Linked DNA regions of Homo sapiens: region 1 is linked to region 2. The links are chromatin loops, found by intact Hi-C in ENCODE. Cell type or tissue: heart right ventricle. All regions are shown on one strand. Links, peaks and the distances in the headings refer to the core of each region. The heading gives the core; the rest is flanking DNA.

Region 1 (2,920 bases), core at 249-2,748, 56 kb after region 2:
TTATTATAGTCAGGGAGGTGAAGTGAGGAGATGATAGATGCTTTCCTAATCTGTGAAATGAGGAGTTGGACTAGGCAGGTGCTCCCCAAAGTCCCTTTCTAACATTACCATTTTCTCATCCAACTCCAGTCTACGCTGCCTCCTCTCCATTTCCTCCTTTACCAGACAGTTTAGTGTGTCTCAAGTTATATTTTATGGTGCTTTAGATATATATATGTATATTTTTGCTTAGAGACTTCATGCATTATTATTAGAGACTTCATGCAGTATGTAGTGACTGTAGAAAAATGAAAGATGTATCGATAAATAAAAGACCTGTTAAAAATATGTAACTTTACCACCATTAAATAACCACTGTTTATATTCTTCCGGAGATTTTTTTTTTTAGGTGTGTATGCCTAAATAAGATTCTTAAATACAGAAATGCACCCTGCTTTTCTCAGTTGAAAATTATAAACCTCTCTGCTTATCAGTAGTCACTGCTGTGTAATTATTAAAGGTTGATGAAGACTCTGTTTCAGGAATGTATTTTAACAAATCTCACTTTGGACATATGCATTAATGTACATTCTTCTAACTGTATTTGTGAGGCTGCTCTGAATTATTTTCTTATAAAATTAGGAAAGAGGTTTAATATATAATACACATTGCCTGGAAGACTGAACCGATTTACAGTTCCATCACCAGTATGCGAGAGGTCTCTTTTCCCACACCCTTAACATTGGATAGTGGAGTTTAAAACAAACAAACAAAAAAACCTTACCAGTTTTATAGACAGATGAACATCTTTTCATATGCCATTTATATTCCTTTGTGAGTTTTCTGTTCATATCCTTTGCCCATTTCTCCAGAGGGGTATTTGCTATTTTTGTTACTGACTTGCAGCAACGAGATTTTAAAGATTTAAAATTTTTAAATGTCTTTTATTATAAAAGTATGTTAGTTGTTTTGATAATTTCTTTGAATTTTTATACTGCTTTTAAATGTATATAAATATTTAATTTTAGGTTGTCAAATCTTTTTCTTTATGGTTTCCATATAGGCTAACTAGGAAGTAAGAATGCCTTGGTATTTGTTGCCCATTGTCAGTTCTTTACATAGCAGAGTAATCTCTTTCAAGTGTGATCACATCTTGGCATACCCCTGCCTGAGCTCGTCATGGCATTCTTGTTATCATGGCCTGCAGGGCCTGGCACGATCTTGCTTTTCCTGCTGTAAAGCCCCACCTCTTGTCACTCACCCTTGAACACTATGTTCCAGCCCCACTGGTCTCTTCTCAGTCCAGGGAATATGCCAACCTCCTTCCTGTCCCTGAAATTCTGCAGGTGCAGTTTCTTTGCTTGGGAAATGTGTGCACACGCGCACACACACACACTCTTTTGAGCACTTGTCAATATGCAATTATTTATTTATTTTTGAGATGCAGTCTCGCCTAGGCTGGAGTTCTGTGGTGCGATCTTGGCTCACTCTGCAACCTCTGCCTCCTGGGTTCAAGTGATTCTCCTGCCTCAGCCTAGCAAGTAGCTGGGATTACAGGTGCCCACTACGACGCCCAGCTAATTTTTGTATTTTTAGTAGAGTCGGGGTTTCACCGTGTTAGCCAGGCTGATCTCAAACTCCTGACCTCAGGTGATCCACCCACCTCAGCCTCTGAAAATGCTGGGATTACAGGAGTGAGCCACTGTGCCCAGCCACAATTATCATTTCTTATTAACTTACTCTTTTCCTGTTTCCCCCTCCAGCCTGTAACACCATAGGGGCAGGGACCTTGTCTGTGTTGACCACAGCGAGGTCTCTAGTGCTTAACATGTGGTATTTGTAGGAGATCGGTCAGGGTGGTGGAAGAAATTGTAGGAAAAGATGCAAACCTTCTTGGAAGAGGTTTTGCAAAAGCTTCAAAAAAGGGTTTGGCTGAAGGCAGCCAAATTCTCTTACCTGGAGCCTGAGAGCAAAGGTTAGATAATAAGGGGATGTAAAGGAATTGATCTAGATAAGTTAGTTTACTTAGGCCTCAGAACCTGGCCTTTAATCATCTGTGCGCAGGACTGCTCTTTCCCAGGGAGCAGCGGGAAGCCGGGGGAGGGGGAACCATGTTAATTACCCACAAGTGTGTTGACTCAAAGACTTTGTCATTACATCCATACTGAATAAATGCCCGCAGCACTGGCTTGTCAGGGCCACAGCTGCTATGACTCTTTCTTTCTGTGAGCACCCCGATCCCCTAGTCCGCTCTTTCACTGGATACCTGTGTCTAAGTACGTTTTTTCATCCATCGCTCAGCCAGAATCTGCCGGTCAGACCTGGCAAGTATTTATAGAAGAAATGAATCAATATTACATCTCTAACCACAAGATTGCACAGGCATTTAACTATATTTACCTTATTGTAGTTTTATGGTTTCATCTCACATTTTAAAATATTTTATCTGTATGAAACTTAGTTTGAAATGTGACTTGAGATAGGAATTAAAATTAATTTCTTTCCCAAATGAATAGCCACCTGCAATTTTTGTAGTTCTTGTTTATTAGAGAGTCCTTACTCAAAGTATAGTCCTTAAGCACTATTATATTGTTTTTTCTTTCTTCTGTTTGCTTTTCTCTCCTTGGGTAGTCCTTTGTGCAAAACGTAAATGCAGAAACTGCTCATTGACTTGAGCCAAATTGCTCATGAGCATGCTGGTTCAATACCAAGAAAGATGATCTTGGCGTCACCCACCATAGCCTACCTTCTAAGAAGAAAGAAGACATCATGTGACTGACTTAGGGAGTTGTACTATTTGTTCAATATCTAATGCTAGTAGACAATCTTGTTTTAGATAATTCTGGCCGCCAGTTTTTTTAAACTGTTGGAACCTGGAAATTTGAACATTCCAGTGACTACCTTTCCTAACTGCCTCTTATCTCTAGATGTGGAATAAAAA
Region 2 (2,920 bases), core at 217-2,716:
CAAAACCACCAGGCACATTATCTTTTACGAGGACCTGGAGATTGACTAGCTGACACCCCCAGATTTCACATTTATGTTGAGATAAGGAGAATAATGTAAGTCACCCAGACTTTTTGTCATTCTGCATTTTTATTCACAGGGATGAACAGAAGCTTGCAGATTGGGAGAAAGGGGGGGGCAGAACCAGTTGTTTTCAGGTGGACCCAAATAATGCATCTGCTTTGATAACTGCCTATCTCGATTTGCTTGGAAAGGGCATAGAGTAATAAATAGTTTGTGGGAGTGTGAAGAATGAGCCTTTAGACTGACCCAACTTGTGGAAATTCAGAAAATGCAGAAATGTACGTTCTTCCAGCTTGTGAATGTTGAACAATGGAATTGTTAGAAGAACTTTTGAAACTTGTTCTTTTTTTGAAAGTATTATTGTGCTCGGTTGGCTACATGTGCTTTGGTCTCAAAAATTTGTGCCTTAATCACATTGCTGGGGAGGCTGTGGATTTCACTATCAACAGAAAGTAATGTAAGATGTGATATCTTTTCAGCAGGACCTAAGGAGATTTTCTCGAAAGAAAAGGGGAAAATGCCGCTCTTAAGCAAAAAATCTGGACCATGTTGGCAGACATACGTCTTTGAAACATACCAGCAGAGAATTATTTAATCATTTGCCCCTTAGTTTTATCTTGATCACTCCTAGCGTGATTTTTTCCCCCTCTTAGTTATGCAGCAGCCTACTGGCTGACATTTAACTATTGATTGTTCATCCTGGGGAATGAATTACTGTGATTTATAGTCAAGGGTACAGATGTAAAGAGACAGAAAGGATCAGATGTTTCTAGTGCCTTTTTTCTTCCTCTGATGGCTTCTCCCAGAAACTTGATAAAAGCACCAACACTAAAACATGTTTACAATAAGAAAGCTGTTTATTCATCTTAAGTAGAAAATTCTATAAGTTTATGTAAAATTTTGCCCATGTGGGAACAATTAGTCTTTTAATTTGAGTTGTGTATTGTAATTCCATGGATGGAGATGGGTGGAGGTTGGGCCGAGGGGAAGCTGAGGTAAGAAGCCAGACCAGAGAATTTAAAATGATGTCTTTCTTTGAGGATGCCCCCTTTGCCCCTCCTGCTGGGCCTCGCAGCCGTGGGATTGGCCACATCACTTCCTGTCCAAGTTGGCACTGAGAGTGGCACAGTAACTCTGCCCAGTGTTCTCAGACTGCAGTGGGCAAGTTTCCAGCAATAGAGTCACCCAAAGAAACAACGCAGCCTCCTTTTTTTCTTTCTCTGTTGCCTAGGGCAGTTTTCCTCAGACCTCAGTACCTATGTCCCTTGCTTTTGGAATAACCCCATTAGGTCCCCAAACCTTGCCTTTGATGTATGTGGCTTCTTGAGGATCCCCTACATTTGCATCTGTTTCCTTCCCTTATGCAAAGGCCCTACGTCTTCCCTGGGAGAAGAGTCCTCGGGGGCTTTCCTGTGGGAGAAAGGAAGGATCTATTCCTGCCCACACTTCTTTCTCTCCAGATAGAGAAATAGCTCACATTTTTGGTGCCTACTCTGTACTGGGCACTGTACTGTGAGTTTTCATGTGTGACCTCACAGGTACTATGATCATCTCCAAGTGACGTTCAGAGAGGTGGTCTGCCCCAGGTCACAGGGCTAAAATTAGTAACATGTAAGGAAAATGGCTTTACTCTCAGCGTGAGATGAAACAGACAATACAGTACACCTGCTGAGTGACAGAGTTGTCCCTGAGTTGTTAGGGCCTTTGCCCGCCTTGGAGCTCCACTTGCTTGGTGCACAGTAGGCAGCAAATGGGCTGTAGAATCATGGTATTTGTGATTTCCTGTGTCCTTGACAGTTGAGATATTCTCTAAGGCTATTTATGTTCTCTCTACCATGCTCGTCACAAGCAGTCTTCTGGGTCCTCACAAGCAGTCTTTATTGTTTATATTTCTATTAACAGGTCTGTTCAAGGCAACGTAAACCTTTCCTACCATGTTCCTCAAAATTCTTCCAAGCTCCTTCACTACCCAATTCCAAAACCACTTCCACATTTTTTGGTATTTGTTATAACAGCACCCCACTTCCAGGTACTAAAGTCTTTTAGTTTTCTATTCCTGCTGTAATAAAACCCACAAATTTCATGCTTAAAACAGCACGTGTGGGGCGCGGTGGCTCACATCTGTAATCCCAGCACTTCAGGAGGCTGAGGTGGGCGGATCACTTGAGGTCAGGAGTTAAAGACCATCCTGGTTAACATGGTGAAACTCTGTCTCTACTAAAAAATATAAAAAAAATAGCCAGACATGGTGGCGGGCACCTGTAATCCCAGCTACTCGGGAAGCTGAGGCAAGAGAATCACTTGAAACCCAGGAGGCAGAGTTTGCAGTGAGCTGAGATTATGCCACTGCACTCCAACTTGGGCAACAGAGCGAGACTGTCTGAGAAAAAAAATACACAAAAGCACACATTTTTTTATATTACAGTTGTGTAGATCAGAAGTTGGACACAGGTCTCACTGGAATAAAATCAAGAAGTCAGCAGGACCAGTTCCTTCTGAAGGTTTTGGGGAGAATCTGTTTCCTTACTGCTGCAGCTTCTAGAGGTTGCCTGTATTCCTTGGCTTGTGACCCGTTTCTTCATCTTCAAAGCCACCACTGGCAAATTTAGTCCCTTTTACGCCTGACATTTCTTCTGGCTCCTCTTATGTGATCCCATCTTTCTGTCTCTGACCACAGAAATAAAAGACTTTTTAAAAAGACTCATTAGATTGGGTCCATCTAGATAATCCAGGAAAATCTCTCCATCCCAAAGTCCTTAATCTTAATGCCGTCTGCACAATGACTTTTGCCATGAATGTAACATAGTCACAGGTTTGGGAATTAGAAGTTGGGCACCTTTGGGGGGCGCATTTTTCT

Evidence for each region. Hi-C counts contacts between places; a loop is a spot of excess contacts. Peaks named below come from ENCODE experiments on the same cell type or tissue, not always from the same donor. Only the 100,000 strongest peaks of a DNase experiment are listed, where the experiment ranks them.
Region 1: a loop joins it to region 2, with 2.3 times the contacts of the local background. A loop is called at or near these places in 4 of 110 quality-filtered maps.

Annotation. Positions count from the first base shown.
Region 1 is chr9:590,266-593,185 of GRCh38, forward strand. All of the region lies in intron 1 of KANK1 (KN motif and ankyrin repeat domains 1), which reads left to right. Among named protein-coding and RNA genes, the nearest start is that of KANK1, 87 kb to the left of the region's middle. In heart right ventricle, for the core only: no CTCF peak of the experiment used is centred there; a DNase peak (open chromatin) is centred at 1,216; H3K27ac peaks cover 2,500 bases.
Region 2 is chr9:533,894-536,813 of GRCh38, forward strand. All of the region lies in intron 1 of KANK1 (KN motif and ankyrin repeat domains 1), which reads left to right. Among named protein-coding and RNA genes, the nearest start is that of KANK1, 31 kb to the left of the region's middle. In heart right ventricle, for the core only: no CTCF peak of the experiment used is centred there; a DNase peak (open chromatin) is centred at 1,197; H3K27ac peaks cover 886 bases.